2 separate regions of the Mus musculus genome follow, and region 1 is linked to region 2. A link is a loop called in an ENCODE intact Hi-C map of the cell type or tissue named here. Cell type or tissue: heart. All regions are shown on one strand.

What was found. Peaks named below come from ENCODE experiments on the same cell type or tissue, not always from the same donor. Only the 100,000 strongest peaks of a DNase experiment are listed, where the experiment ranks them.
Region 1: a loop joins it to region 2, with 1.8 times the contacts of the local background. A loop is called at or near these places in 4 of 42 quality-filtered maps.

What each region holds. Positions count from the first base shown.
Region 1 is chr10:93,699,192-93,707,191 of GRCm38, reverse strand. All of the region lies in intron 3 of Ntn4 (netrin 4), which reads right to left. Among named protein-coding and RNA genes, the nearest start is that of Gm15915, 20 kb to the right of the region's middle. In heart, a CTCF peak has its summit at 4,878; no DNase peak of the experiment used is centred here; H3K4me3 peaks cover 132 bases.
Region 2 is chr10:93,636,950-93,644,949 of GRCm38, reverse strand. Ntn4 (netrin 4) reads right to left here and starts at 3,901. Exons shown (of 10, transcript NM_021320.3): 1 at 3,442-3,901; 2 at 1-479. The coding sequence starts at 3,496. In heart, no CTCF peak of the experiment used is centred here; DNase peaks (open chromatin) are centred at 2,719, 3,379 and 3,839; H3K4me3 peaks cover 2,206 bases; H3K27ac peaks cover 1,719 bases; H3K27me3 peaks cover 6,344 bases.

The DNA of each region.
Region 1 (8,000 bases), 62 kb before region 2:
TTATCTGTAAGGCACTAATTCACTTTTTTGAAGAAGTTAGCTAGCATGGGGGAAAAATTCTTTTAGTCTGTCTTGTGATTAACTCAAAGGAAGAAACAATACTTTTCCTTGACTATAGAATATATGGCTCCAGTGAGAAATTCTGCAGTATTGGCTAAGTATTTAAGTTAATTTTAATATCCTTAAATAAAAACATGCCTAGCACAAAATAATGCATTGTTACTGTAGAAAATTTAGAAACTTGTAATCTTTAAAAAAATTGATATCAACATTTGAAAAAATATATTCCTAGTGCCTTCAATGCAATGAAAGACCTTTTCTGCATAATATATTGGGAATATGTAATATGTAGCTAAGTGCTAGAGTGTGTACCCTTGGGTTCAATCCTTAGTACTCTATCAAAAAAAAAAAAGGAATATCTATGTACCTTTTAAAATATCCTTGTGTATAATCGAGTCTCTTGTAGGATAAGCAGTTTATTTGTGCAATCCCATACTTTCTTATTATAAAAGTATAAACTATTGATATATCTAGTGCTACCATGAATATCCCTATAACTAAGTATTTGTATAACTCTTTATTTCTCTTAAATATATTTCCTAGAAGTATAATTAATCAAAGGGCCAAAATATACTGCTCAGATTTGAATATACTTTGTCATAATTAGTGGGCTTTTCTTTTGACCCCACAACTGAATTCATGAGGTTTATCTACAACAGTGTGTTTCACAGAGAGGAATGCTTTAGCAAAATTGTTAAGAAAATAGTTGGTTTTATTCCATTGATAACATTAAAAAACTCTTTGGATTCTCAAGTGCTACCTAGGAAGAATTACCATGGAGCCCAGTAACAAAACGCATCTCTGGAAACTGATACAGGGACCGGATATGCGACTTTGTGAAATGACTCTGAATGGGGTTTATAAATATGAATCTGCAAGTTTTTCTTGAAAAACAGTAGTTAAAGTAATTCAGCATAAAAGGGGATAAATCAGCCGGGCATGGTAGCGCATGCCTTTAATCCCAGCACTCAGGAGGCAGAGGCAGGCAGATTTCTGAGTTCGAGGCCAGCCTGGTCTACAGAGTGAGTTCCAGGACAGCCAGGGCTATACAGAGAAACCCTGTCTCAAAACAACAACAACAACAACAACAAAGGGTGCTAAATCATGCCAATCGGTCAGTGAACGTTTAGTGATGAGCTTGATGATCACTCTGCTACACTGAGTTTGCTCCCCAAAGCGGCACCTTTCTATTTATTTATTTTTACTTCTGTGTGTGTGTGACTGTATGCCACATGTGTGTGGGTGCTTCCAGGGGCCAGAAGAGGGAGTTGGATCCCTAGAGCTGAAGTTACAGGCTACTGTGAGCTTCCTGACCTTGGTGCTGGGGACTGAACTAGGGTCCTCTGGGAAAGCTGAAAGCACTTTTAAGTGAAGAACATCTCTCTGGCCACAGTATTCCTTTTCTTTAAGAAAGGATGAGGAGTTGGTTGTTGCTGGAGAGATGGCTCAGTCGAAACACCCATATACATTAAAAAAAAACGGATCTGAGTTTAGGGCTCATCTGGCTCTTCAAGACGACCCAAGTTCAATTCCCAGCCACCATATGAGGGAGCTCACAGCTGCCTGTAAGTAACTCCAGCTCCAGGGGAATCCAATTCCTCTGGCCTTTGCAGGTACTTGCACTCTTGTGTGTGCACACAGCCATAATTAAAAATAAAAATAATTTTTATAAAGGACAGGATATGGGATGGTTGGAGCGAAGAGCTTTATGCAGGAAAATGCAACAGCAAGCAAGGCAGTGCTCAAGCAGGAGAAGGGAAATGTTGGAGTTCAAAGGCTTAGAATTAAGCGTAGGTTTGACGGCTGTGGAGGGCACTATGAAAGGCACAGGGTTGGGGCTGGTGAGATGGCTCAGTGGGTAAGAGCACCCGACTGCTCTTCCAAAGGTTTGAAGTTCAAATCCCAGCAACCACATGGTGGCTCACAACCATCTGTAACAAGATCTGATGCCCTCTTCCGGAGTGTCTGAGGACAGCTACAGTGTACTTACATATAATAAATAAATAAATCTTTAAAAAAAAAAAAAAAAAAAAAGAAAGAAAGGCACAGGGCCTGATGGGATGAACTTCTAACAGGCTGAAGAAAGGAGGCTTCCCAGGCCGTGGAAACAAAGAAGAAAGAAGATGTAGGGGAAACTGGGGGCAGGTGTGGTCCTTGAGGCTGAGTCTGAAAGGTCACACAGGATTTTCATCATGGATGGAAGACAAGATGATGAGACTTGTAAAGAGATGGGCAAAGAACAGCTCATAAATAAACCAGAGTATGCATTAGAGAGCTACGGTTGGCCTAGAACGAGCATGGCATTCACCAAACGTCAGCTCAGTGAGTCTGGGATTTACCCTGCAGATGATGCGGACACATTAAAGATTTTTAAGCAAAAAGAATTGAGAAGTGTACTAACTACACTTTCTTTTCTTCACATTGAAGAAAACAAACGTCTTTCTGCTTTCTTCCTCTCGTCTAATAAAACACTTTTCTTTCCCTTCCTCTCTTATTGTTTCTTCACCCTTGCCCCAGCTTATGTCTCTCAATATCCAATGACACGTCTTAGATTTTAATTTTAAACAGAAATTATTTTTTTTGTTCCTTGTTTGTATCTTCTCCATTTTTTTTTAAGCATCCATTTATCAAGGGTTATACGAAGGTGATATTGAATGGTACTATTGCTTTTCATTACAGGAATTCAACTATTGCCAAGAATTCAGTTTATCAAGTTTAATCTTGGAAGGTCCAAAGCCTACATATGAATTCTCTCAACTCATAGGTTATTCTGTCTCACCAATTCCACACCTCAGGAGGTCCTAGACATTTGGGGAGGGGTAACCCCATCAAACACCCGAGTGTATCACAGGATAATATTGACAGGTCTGTTTCATCATGAGCATTCCTTCCTTCCCATCTGCCAAGAGCTGAGAAGCACCTCCCAGGGTCTGAAGATGCTAGGCCAGCACATTTTTCTGCACATAGAAAAAAAATTCAAGGAGCTGTCATTTTGAGAATTACCCAAAATAGCTGTAAATCATTACCCAGACAGTTTGAGACCAAAAATCCTTCCTCAGCGATAACGACTATTGCTGTTCAAGCTTGAAGGATCGCCCACTATTTGATGCTTGTGAAAAATGTGCAAGGAAAACCAGGTCTTCCTCAGAGGACAAACAGAAGAAAAGAAACCTCAGTAATTAAACATAACTCCTATTTGGTCCATAAACACGAACTAGGTAGAGAGTAAGAAAATGGAGTTATGCTAGGAAGATTGCATCTAACAGTGGTGTCTGGTGTCTAACTGGAAAACAAGAAATGAGTCTTGACCACAATCTACAACTTCTAATTACCCAGGAGGTATTTGAATATTGTAGGGGTTTCAGAAACCCCTCTGGTAATGCTAAGGACACGTTTTCTCTTTCAATGACCAAAGTCTTTTTTTCCTTTTTGAGACAGAGTTTCTTTGTGTAGCCCTAGATGATCTGGAACTCATGCTGTAGACCAGGCTGGCCTCGAACTCAGATAGCATCTACCTCTGCTTCCCGAGTGCTGGGATTGAAGGTGTACACTACCAGTGCCTGGCCAGTTTTTCTATTTACATGCAAGTCTTTTTACCACTAATATTGACCTGTTTTCTACTAGTTTTTAGCGCATTCCTCACAGGAAGGTACTTGTGCAAACTTAAAACAAGCCATTGGAGGATTTACTGGACCAGTGGGCTCATTATGTTTGAGCTGTGCGATTTTGCTACCGTAATTGTATATTAAACCCAGAAATGTGGCCAGGTGGCAGCGGCATGTGCCTTTAATCCCAATATTTGGGAGGCAGAGGCAGGAGGATCTCTGTGAATTGGAGGCCAGCCTGGACTACAGAGTGAGTTCTAGGATAGCCAAGGCTACACAAAGAAACCCTGTCTCAAAAAAAAAAAAAAAACAAAAAACAAAAAAACCAAAAACAAACAGACAAACAAACAAAAAAACAGAAAAAAGAAAGAAAGAAACCCTAAGCCACCCGCAACAAACAAAACAAAACAAAGAAAAGGAAAATATCTCCTCTTCATATTTGAAGCTGTACACATAAGGATTTAGGTGAGGCCAAAACTGAGCCATGAATGCCTTTCAGATCCATTCTCAGAGCACAGACCTAGGATAATAAGGTTTCTTTTTATTGGTTCCTTTTGGCTTTAAGAAGTCATGTATCACATGATGGAGGACACTGGGTATGGTATGAGGTGGTGGGAATCTGATCACAGACAGTATCAGGTACATGCAATTGAACAGCCACTTATTTATATGTAGATTTTGATATGTAGATTCAAAAAAGGGTTGATTTTATTTTTAACTATGTATCTGTGTGTCCATACCTGTGAGTGCTGTTATCTGCAGACTCTAGAAGAGGGCACCACATCCCAAGAAGCTGGGGTTACAGGCAGTTGTGAACCTCCAAATGAGTGTTGGGAACCAAATATGGGCTGTCTGCTAGAGCAGAATATGCTATTAGCCACTGAGCCATCTCTGCAGCTCCAAGATGTTATAGAATATTTAAATATTAGAAGGAGAACTGTCTTCAATAACCTATAAATACTCTAGGGTCCTTAAAAGAAAGTAATGTGCTATCAAAGCCTGCTTCTTCACACTCTGGATGTCGTTCAACTGTTGACAGCCAGACACAAGCTGCAATTCTTTCTGAGCTATCAGAAGATTCGGCCATCCTCTCACCAATGTCGGAAACTCCTGGCGTGAAACACCGAAGAGCCATGAGCTTATTTCTTACTTCTTGCTCTATGTAGCACAGATAAAGAAATGAATGAACAGTCATAGTCTCTGAAGGTGGAGCTCCACCTGTCTGTTGCCTGTGACTTGCAGTAAGTCCTGGTCACTGTTATTTCTGTCTTTGGTTTCTCTCTCTGCTTCCTTCCTATGGCTCAGGGACAGCTTGAGCCATTTTAGACTCTGGGTTGTTCTAATTATCACCCCCACAATAGCCATGCACTTTGTTGTCTGGTGATGACATTCTCCATGGACCTTCACCATATCAAGAGGGCTAATGTACCTAGGGACTCATGCTCAGTTCCTTGGGGAATGTTTGACAAAATTGGCTTCCCACTATGTTCTGAGAAAAAAGAGACGTATAACCACTTTTGTTCAAATTCTACAGAGAACAATAGTGTAAGTCAATGGGAAATGTGTTTTACCATTTCATAGTAATAAATCCTTAATTTCAAAATTAAAGTAATTTTCTTGTCCTTTGTATATATATATATATGTGTGTGTTTATAAACATACATACATATATATGCATGATTTTATCATCACCGTTCAGCTTTGAATACGGGTAGAACATGAATATTGTTTCATACTGTCATTAAAACTTAAAAAAAAAGTGTGAAAAGAAAAGATTCTGTGAGCCAAGAGGAATGCATGCTTAATGGTAGCTGCTGCCGTCTAATGGAACCTCTGTTTAATGCTAACAAATTACCTAGAAAGAGGAAAGATGCCGTGTGGCCTCTGAAGACCAAATGGGAAGGGAAACGGAGGAGTTTCTGAGGAGATGGTATATCCCTTTTAGAGAAAAAGGATTAGCTTCTAAAAGAACGAACTTCTCATGCATGGGAAGAGATGAATTCTAAGAACAGGCTGGCCTGCTGAAACCTGTTCTTACGTGGGGCAAAAACATGCACAGCAATGCTACACTACAACCTAGGGATAGAAAACACTGCAAGGAAACGTGTCTTTCCATTAAAATAATAATAATAATAAAATGCGCCCTTTTCAGTTAGAGGACTGCACGTTTTAATTCAACAGAAGTAAGAGTTCTGTGGGGAAGAAGGAAGCTCAGGGTGAGTTTGGTGGAAAAGAAGCTTGAAACATTCTGTCCTAATGGACAAAAGAGGTTGAAGGGAGTCCAATCCATGGCTAGAAACCCAGACAGGAAGAAGGCAAAGGAAACAAACAGCCGTGTGGTTTATTCTCTGGTCTGCACCGGAACACTAGCGAAAACAGCTCGTATCAGAAAGCATGGGCTGTGCGGCTAGGAAAGACAAAAAGAGATCACAACCCCAGGACAAAAGCCGATTCGTATTTAAGACTGTTCTTTCCATCTTGCTTGAACGCTGCAATGTGTCTCGTAGAGATTCAGTCTTCCAGCCCTAGTGATGTGTCAGAGTCCGAAGCTCTTAACATAATTACACCTTAAAGAGTTATTGAAAACCCCATCCGCAGAGATGCTGACTCTCCGCTCCTAATCCTACAAGCACAGACGCAGTCGCTTGGAGGAGGAATGGACTTCCTGGAGGAACAGAAAGGAATGTCTTAAGCGGAGAGGAAAGGAGCCAAAGACAGACTTTGTCTACTTCACTAATTTGCCAAGACCAGTCCTTGACTGACATTTTGGGGAAAAGCATGAATGGAGCTGATGCAAATTTCTGAAGGAAGTGCTAAGCGGTCGCGCTCCTGTGAGAACCGAATACTTATCTCTCTCCGCTAGATTATAAACCCTTGCAGGGAAGAGTGGCTTCAGTTTCTTTGAATTTCCAGTAACTAGAATATAACAGGTTATCAGAAAATATGCACTATTTTTTCCTTGGGTTGATACATGTTGAGCAGAGCATCGGCAACCTTAGCCATTTGTTTAAAACTGCTTAGAAGGCTGAGTTAGCTATTGTGAAGTGGGCATGAGGTCCCTACAGTTATTTGGGAATTCGGCATGACCAAGGTACTTTCTGTAAAGGCTGTGTCGGTACATACTCCAGTCTCTGAGGGACAAACTGCAACATGGCTCTATCATGGGATGACAACAAACACCAGCAATAGTTGTGACTATACTGCACGGCTTTTACAACACGCCATGTGTCATTCTAGGCACCATATGAATATTAATTAACTCGGTTCACACAAAAACCTTATTAGAAGCCAGGGATAATAGGCACTGCCTAGTTTCAGAACTGATTAAACCAAGACCCAGAGGGCTTAAATAACTTGCCCAAAGCCTCAAAAAGCGGTCCAATGACTTGAATTCTAGTAGCCTGACTGCAGAGTTCCCCACCTAACCCCTGAACAGTTCTGTTTGTAAGACCCAGAGGGTGGATGCTGAGGGATCCACATTGCCCAAGCCTGTTCAGAGTGATCCCTAAATGATGTTAGCGTGTCCCAAGCCAGTTTGCCCTTCATGGGCATTCAGGAACTGGTGAGATGGTTCAAAGGATGCTGCCCACCAAGACTGTGACCTGAATCTTATCTCTGAAACCCACATGGTGGAACGAGAGAACCAACTTCTATAAGTTGTCCTCTGAGCACCACATTTGTGCTGTGGCATGCATGTGCCTGTATTTAGGTACGTATATGTGCACACATGTATATACCACACAAACACACACACACACACACACACACACACACACACACACACACACGTGCATAGAGTATTTCAGGACAGAGTTGGCTTGGATTTGTAGTGAAACCAGGAAGTTAAAGATAATGGGACATAGGAGGATTAGCTGTGATTTCCCACACCTGCTACAAATAAGTGTCAAGCAAGTAGGGGTGGAGAAGAGCTTAAGAAACTCCTTGGTTTTGCACACAAAACCTTTCTTCCTGTGCACTTAAAACACTGGCTCCACATGCCTTTAATTCCAGCATTGAGGAGGCAGAGACAGGTGATCCTCTGTGAGTTTGAAGCCAGCTTGGTCTATAGAACTCATTCTAGGTTAGCCAAGACTACAAAGAAACCCTGTCTTGAAAAAGCAAAGCAAAGCAAAAAGCAAAGCAAAGCAAACCAAACCAAACCAAACCAAACCAAACCAAACCAAAACACTGGGTCCTGCTAATGGAGTTTCTAGGCTACTGAAAATGTTAAGAAGTTTCCAGAGACTCCATTCAGAGCAATGGTTAATATAGATAGTCATCACTAGTCACTATGCTGAAAGTAAGTGACCGTTGAGGGTCTGGCTCTCCATGAGT
Region 2 (8,000 bases):
TCCCTTCTTGACAACATCATCTTCCAGGCCAAAAGTAGCCGAGCAGTTTGTTGCAAAGTACTTGTAAGGCTTCCAGGTCTTCCCAAAGTCCTGGGACCGGTCCAGCACCATGGCTGCAGGCCTGGGAGACTTGAACACCATAATTAGGTGAGTGAAGTAGAATTCTGCTTCCAGGTCTAGCTGAATCTTTTCCCTGTGCACATCCTCTGCAGACTGCCACCATGTCCGGGGAAACCTGAAGGATGAGTCTGCCATGGCAGAGGGTGGGTGAGCCAGGTGAGAATGGGCAGCGTTGCATTTATCACACTTGGGCTGCCGGCAAGTGAGGTCAGCATTCTCACTGTAGAAGCAGAAGAGTTCGGTGGCGTTCTGGCCACACATTGTGTCTGCCCGGAGCTTTCTTCCCAAAGCCAAGTTTCCCATGCGAGGGTTGCATGCTTTCTCACAGCGGGAGTTCGCTCCGGCTACTCCATTCAAGCCTGAGGAGGGGAAAGTATATGTCACTCAAGACAAACCCACGGGAAATGGGGGTGCTCTTCTGCATAGCTGAAACATCTACAACAGTCAAGGTATCATCCAAAGACCCTGGGCCTTTCTATAATGAGAAGAATTTAGCAAACGGGACCATGAATGCTATCGTGCATTCAAATAGGTTCATATACACAAGTGTGTGTGTGCTCGATAGATGATAATGTGTTCACGAGTGCAAATGAATGTGTGAGTGTGCACATGGGTGTGTGCACGAGGAAGCCAGAATACCTTGGGTATTGTTCCTAAGGTTTCATCTACCTGGCTGCTTTTAGGTTTAGGTGTGTGTATGTGTGTATGTGTGTGTGTGTGTGTGTGTGTGTGTGTGTGTGTATCCAGTAAAAAGGTAGTTCTCTAGGAAAATCATAATCACAAAATGGTTTAAAAATATGCAATAGGGCTGGTGAGATGGCTCAGTGGGTAAGAGCACCCGACTGCTCTTCCGAAGGTTCGGAGTTCAAATCCCAGCAACCACATGGTGGCTCACAACCATCCATAACAAGATCTGACTCCCTCTTCTGGATTGTCTGAAGACAGCTACAGTGTACTTACATATAATAAATAAATGAATCTTTAAAAAAAATATGCAATAGGACTTCTTTTCAGGTGGCAAAGCTAGAAACCACTGGTTCTGAAATATGTGATATCCATGCCTAATATTAACTAAATATAGCTACGAGTGGGGGGGGGACCCAACTCTTCAAACTACCAAACGACAGGAAAGCTTATTGTACCTGCTTTTGGCCTCTTAAGTGCTTCTTCCTATGACAGACTGTGGTATAGAGTACTTATCTGTTTGCTTAGCTGGAGAACACTGCCAGTCTGGCACGCCAACGGCACCACTAACAACTGTCATGAACGAAACACCCTTTAAAGTAGCAAGCTCTGCCTTCCAAACCCCTAACCCACCTTAATGCTTCGAAAGCACTTAGAGTGACAAACAGCACCCACTCATTCGCGTTCTGACTACTTGTCATAATCCTTTAATTTGGGTTTGTCGTGTTAATTATGAATACCGTAAGCAAAGAATTGTCCATTTAAGAAAAATTAAAACACAGAGGAAAAGAAGGAAAAAGAAAACCCAAACCCCCCAATTCTGGCTAATTGGGTGTTTCTGTTTAAGAGACAGAACCTCTGAAGTGTTATCACAGGGGCACTGGATAAGGCCAAATGACAGCTTTGGCTGGGAAGGAGAGATTTCACACTCTGACAATCACCACCTCACACAGCCTTGCAGCCAAAATAAGAGGTTTCCTCGGGCATTATTTTTCTTTTCTTTTTTAATTCCACGTCAAATGAAAATGTGCAGCAAGCCGGGGCCTCTGTTTGCCATTGTTCTGATTAGCGGGCGCAGCAGCTGCCTGTGGCCAGAAACACACAAACACGGTCCTATGACTCACCTGTGAAGCGTTTCAGGGGGAAAGTCTCACACTGCCTGTACAAGTATCTTTGACTTGCAACATTCCCCCAGTGCTCTTTATTCCCAACCTCTTGATTGCTCCCGTGGTGGTGGTTGGGTTTTTTTGTTTGTTTGTTTGTTTGCTTGCTTGCTTGCTTGCTTGCTTGCTTGTTTTTGGCTTTTTGTTTTGTTTTGTTTGCCATAGCATGACTTGAAAAGGGAAAGGTTTATGAAAAGTAGGGGGAGTGTGGACTTGTAGTGCATCATACGAAGTGCGATCAGGAAGAATTCAAGAGAGATCTTTTAACCGTGAGCGGTTTGACAGATCCTTGGGGGTAAAAAAAAATAATGAATAATTTAAAAGTTTCCACCCACTAATAATTTTGATAAGAAGTAGTTATCAGTGCAAACACAGGCTGCACCCTGATAGAGGACGCAGCCTCTTAAGCCTGGACTTAGTTGCTGGCAGCTCTGGGGAAAAGAATGGAAGCAGACCAACTGAAGAGATGCCTGCCCCAGGGCTTGGAACCTTCCAGTCGGTTCCTCTAACCCACACGTCTCTTTCAGGAGCAAGTCAAGTCCGTCTGAGGGGTTTGGGGTGGGGGATGAAATCAGACCCTCACAATTTTTCCCCACTACCCCACTGTGCTGTACTTAACCTAGCTGAAAACCAGGTGGCCTGCGAGAAGGGAGGGGGAGAAGAGAAAGAGGAGGCTCCCGGGGACTCAGACACAGCAAGCCTGGAACCGGTGGCCTAAAGACAGTCCAAGAGAGACAGGACCGTAGCGGGAGGGGAGAGGGGCATCTGCCCGTTGCCCGTAACCCAGTTACTGAGCCAAGGAACAGACCCGCCTCCGACCTCCTGCAGAGCTTCGGCCAGGGTACCGATTCCCCAGGGGCAGTCAGCCAGCTCCGGGCAATCACCACCTGAGTGATCACCCCCCATGGTCCCAGTTCCGAGTTCTACAGCGTTGCAGCCAACGCCCCGGGAAGAGGGCGCTCACCCTCACCCCAGGTGGCCCTACCTGGCTCTCAAGTACACAGAATGAGATCCGGGAAGGTGGCGATCTCTCTAAGTGAGAGATCGGTCTCGGCCCACGCACGCCCAGGGTCTCTGGGCCACCCCTCCTCGTCACTCCTCAGGCCATGGAGAGCCCGGGGATGGCGAGCTGGGTCCTTTGTTCCCCCTCACCAAGTGCAGAGGCAGTTTTCCCCCCCAAGCCAAACCCAGAAAGAAACATTGATCTCTCTGTATCTTCTGCAGGGCGTACCCAGGATATCTGGTTATTCAAGGACATGTGTATCTCAGTTGCAGGAGAAAAAAAAAAAATCAATAGTGTTTGAAACTGCGGAGTCGCGGGCAAAGGAGACGGAACATGGCCACTGGCTTCATCCTCAATAGCCGAGCTCTGGGCTCCCGGTCCGGGATCCCCTATATCCCCCAGCCCCCGAGCTTGGGTGGAGGGGCAGGAGCAAGGGAAGAGGGGTGGGGGCCCGGCCGCGTCACCACCCACCTGCGGCCACCGCGGAGCAGCCCCAGAGCAGCAGCAGCCGTGCGCAGCTCCCCATGGCCGGGCAGCTGCGGGAGCGGGTGGGATGAAGCGGCAGTGGTCCTCGGGAGCACCGGGGGCTCTGTGGTTCTTCCTCCTCCCGGAGCGCCAGGCTCGCTCAGTGGGCACCGTGGGCACAGAGCCGCGGGCCGGGGCCGCGCCAGGCGGCGGGGTGACCGTCGCGCACCGGCCTGGCGGGGCCCGGGCAGCTCAGCAGCGGCGGGAGCCCCGGGATCATAGCCGGCCTGGCCGCTGCCGGCTGAGCGGCCCTGAGGGCGGGTGCGCCGCTCGCCCAGGGCTCGGCGCCCGCAGCCGACGCTGAACTTTGCGAGACCTTTCACTTCCCGGCCGCCGCCGCCTCCCGGCTGTCCTCCTCCGCTTTTCCCACCTTCTGTGGCCGCCGAGGCTCGGTCCCGTCCTTCTCCATGGGCAGTTCCATGGGATGCATTTTTATTGCACCGACACCGCGGCGCTCCGGTGCCAGCCCTCCTCCTCCCCTCGCACCTCCACCCCTTCCTCCCGCCCGCCCCCCGCGCTTGACAGCCGGGCGGTGCAGACGCGCGGGTCCGGTCATTGTCGCCGCCGCCGCCGCCCAGGGGGAGGGGGTGTCTGCAGCCCCCGCTGCGCGCATCTCCCTGCCTGACCTCGCGGGTGCCCTCCAGCACCCAAGGGCCTCGCCTGGGAAACAGTCTCCCACCTTCTCCAGGAACATTCCTGAGAGCAGTTGACTCCCTCCGGATCAGGTCAGGGCATGCCAAGGGGCTTAAAAACCCGCGAAACAGGCGAGCGACTACTTTCCAAAAAATCACCCAGCAAAACAAGCCTTCCCCCCTCCCCCAACACCACTCCACAGCACCCATTCTCTGCGAGTCCCACGGTCTGGGTTAGGACCACCCCAGACCCCCAATTCTGCCTAGGGTACTGCCAGTGAACGCGCACCAAGTGCCAAGGGTCCTTTAAGTCTCTGCTACCTTTTTGGGGGGTGCAGCCCAAAGGAGTCGAAGGTGTACCCGTTTGGTGTAAAAGATGTTCTCACACGGCCTGAAAGACCAGGATCCATGATCAGGGAATCAACTGTTTAAGAACATCTATGTCTGGAGCATCGACATAAGAATGCCTGGGTCCTAGGTGCATTCACACATTCTTCATAGTATGGTGAGCAGGGGAACCATAAAGTTATGAAATATCTTATGGGGAGCAATTTAGCAGCAACCACAAGCAGCTAATTGTAGCTCAGGGCTGGTGTTTATGAAAGGAGATTAAATAGCACTTCAGCCTGGGACTTCTGTAACTTCTCTGAAAATATAGTTCTGCTTACACATGCAAAGAAATTGGCAAACGTTGAGTCGAAGGCAATTCTGTATTGCAGCATTCAGTGTGTGTCTTTGAGTATTTTCCAGAAAGTTAACTGCTTTGCAGATACCATTCAGTTATTATAAATTGTCAGAAATACAGATGGGGCCAATTAGAGCTTTGGGGGCACACGTAGATATTATTTATAATGACCGAGCTGGAGACATATAGGTTTCTATCTCTCTAAAGGAACTGAGTTGAGGTTAGCATAATCCACTGGGAGGCGTTAAAATTATTATTTTGGCCAGTACTGGAAGTGGCAGGCGACATGAGAACCGTCACCAGCTTTCGAAAACAAACTCTGAGCTTTCAAATACTGGCCACGCTGGAGCCTCCGTTGGCTCTCACAGGTGATGCTTCTGATGCAGTTGCTAAAATGCTTCTCCCAACTGTTCTTTTTATTAAATGAACGACAGGGGATCGTAACAGGCTAAGGCTCCCAGCCTAAACACTAGCCTACAGGCCAAGAAAAAGGAAGAGAAAGACAGTATTTACTATTAATCTCTGAGACAATATATTAAGTTGAGGCAGGGCTAATCCATGCCTGATTATGAATTTCAGAAGCATTTGCTGGGTACTCCCCTGATCGCTTTGTAACTGGTTTGTCGCTCCTTTAATAAAGCAGCAAGATCCTTAAATGGCAGCTAGACACTTAGACTATGCAAGACACAATTATGTGGTTTTTTTCTTACATTGCTCGTTATTCTTAACTGAAAACACTTGTCAGACATGCAATAAATGTTTTGACAGTTATCTCAAAACTATTGTTATATGCTAAGAATAGAGACTGAGAAGAAAAGCGGCGAAATAAGAACGATTCCCAGGATTCTAGAGGAATGTGGGATCTCCACAGCAATACTTTAAGTGTGGACTAGCTCAAGAGAAACGGTAATGAGCATTCGAATAAATGTTGTCTGGGCGCAATGTGGTGGTTTCCGCCTGTAACCTTAGCCATTGGTAGAGGCAAGAAGCTCATGTTTTCAAGGCCAGCCTTGGCTACAAAGCAAGCATGAGGCTAGCTAGGTCTACATGAGATCCTGTCTTTTTTTTTTTTAAGTGCATATCTAGTATACGTTCTTACAAATTATATTTTCATTTTGAAGAAAGGACCCAAGAGAGTTGGCCAATGTGAGGAAAATGTGTTCCGGGGTGGGGACATTGCTCATTATGACTTCGTGTTATGAAAATGTCAAGAACTGACTCAGAACTTTCGAGGTGTCATGGATTACAGGGAGGGTTGGAGAAATTGCAGGATTTCAATAGCAGGTTTTCCAAAGCCACAAATCCACAAATTTAATGTAGAACATTCCTGACGACTTGGAAGGATGTTGACAGGACCGCTAATATATATCTACATCAGAAAGGCAAAAGGTCTATACACCAAAGACCTCATTCCCAAGCGCCTCTGGGCCATATTTAAGTTTCTCCTCCAATTTCAGTGTGACTGTGCAGGGTGCTTTTCTGGGGCTCAGTGTATGAGGAGAACAAGCCCAAGCGGAACAGGATCCTGCTCAGAAGAAGGGATAAACTGTGGCAGCCTAGAAGCAAGAGGATGGTGAAACAGCAGACGTAAAGACAAAAAACATTGGCAGCAGTATCCATCCTTCCAAAACAAAAATCTTCCAGCAGCCCAAGGCCTGTTAGCACAGAGACAAAGCACCACAAAGCTATGAAGAGATCTCTAAAAACCCAGCGCAAAGTCTAATGACCGAAAGATGTTCAGAACCAGATGGGACCCTGGGCCCCAACTCTCACCCTACCCGGAGCCCTTCATTCACCGTGAAAACTCTGCCCATTGGTCACACAGGTTTTCTTCTGAGCATCCCAATAAACAAAAGAATCAAAAGCATCGCTTCGATTTCAGCACTGGTTTTATTTAACTGTGGCACTTACTTTCTTTATAGACATTTGCAGCTATACAGAGTAAATACCAGTTCTTTCTTTTAATGTGTGTGTGTGTGTGTGTGTGTGTGTGTGTGTGTGTGTGTGTGTGTGCGCAAGAGTTGAGACAAGGTCTCATTAAATAGCCCAGGTTGGCCTGGCCTGAAACCTGCTATTGATGTAGCCCAGGCTGACCCCAAACTCAGTGTTTCTTGCCTTAGTCTTCTGAGTGCTGGGATGAAAGCACGGACCACCTGTTAGGTCTCTGAGACGTTGAACCCAGGTTTGATTGCTCTATTTAAGCACCTTCTCCAAGTGCTTTGAAAAACTCTTCTTCATCCCTTTTCAGATATACTCCAATTGCACAGTACACATATAAGTAAGTGTGATCAATTAGAATAAAATAAAATAAAACTTACAGTGTCCTTTGAGTCTAGGGCTTGTATTTACGTAGCCTAAGAACACACCTGCAGCTTTGTAACACTGGCTAACATAGCTTGGAGTCAGAATAAACTTTTTGTATGTATTGATTTCTTACAGGCTGTTAAGATTTAGTGCTTGAATACATATAGGAAACATTCAAACAGTATTAAGTTTAAAAAAGAAAAAAAAAGATCCTCAGGGTCACATTTCTAAATTAAAAAATAGTTGGGAGAGATAGCTCTGTCTAAAAAGTGCTAGCCTTCGAAGCAATGAGGACCTGGGCTTCACCCTCAGAACCCGTGTTTTACCAAGAAGATGCTGAGCGTTGAGACCGTGCTTAGCACTGAGGAGGTGGAGAGGGTGATCTGGGGTTCCTACTCTCTCTCTCTCTCTCTCTCTCTCTCTCTCTTTCACACACACACACACACACACAAAAGGTAAAAGATAAAAAAAGTCAGGATATTTAAAACAAGCTTATTATCCTAATAGAAAAATATATATCTGCTTCCTGAATAGGGCCAGTATACTTATGTGACACTTATTCTATATCACCAACAGAACGGGGGACTTTGGAAAGAGACTTATTATCATGGTATCTGATATTCTTTCTTCAAGGAACAAGAAACATCACCTCTTTTGCCCCTCTTGAATGAATGTGTGCATATTGCAACCCACAAAGAATTGTACAAAGAGATAGTGTCGGGGGGGGGGATATCATCACCAAACTTAGATCATAAATATGTACACATCCAATGAGCTCATTGGCTCAAGAACCTGGGTTCCTAGATCAGGATTGCATTGCTTGTCCGTCTTCTGTGGGTACAACCTTGTGTGAAGAAGGTCGGATAAAGTGTTCCCACTGAAAT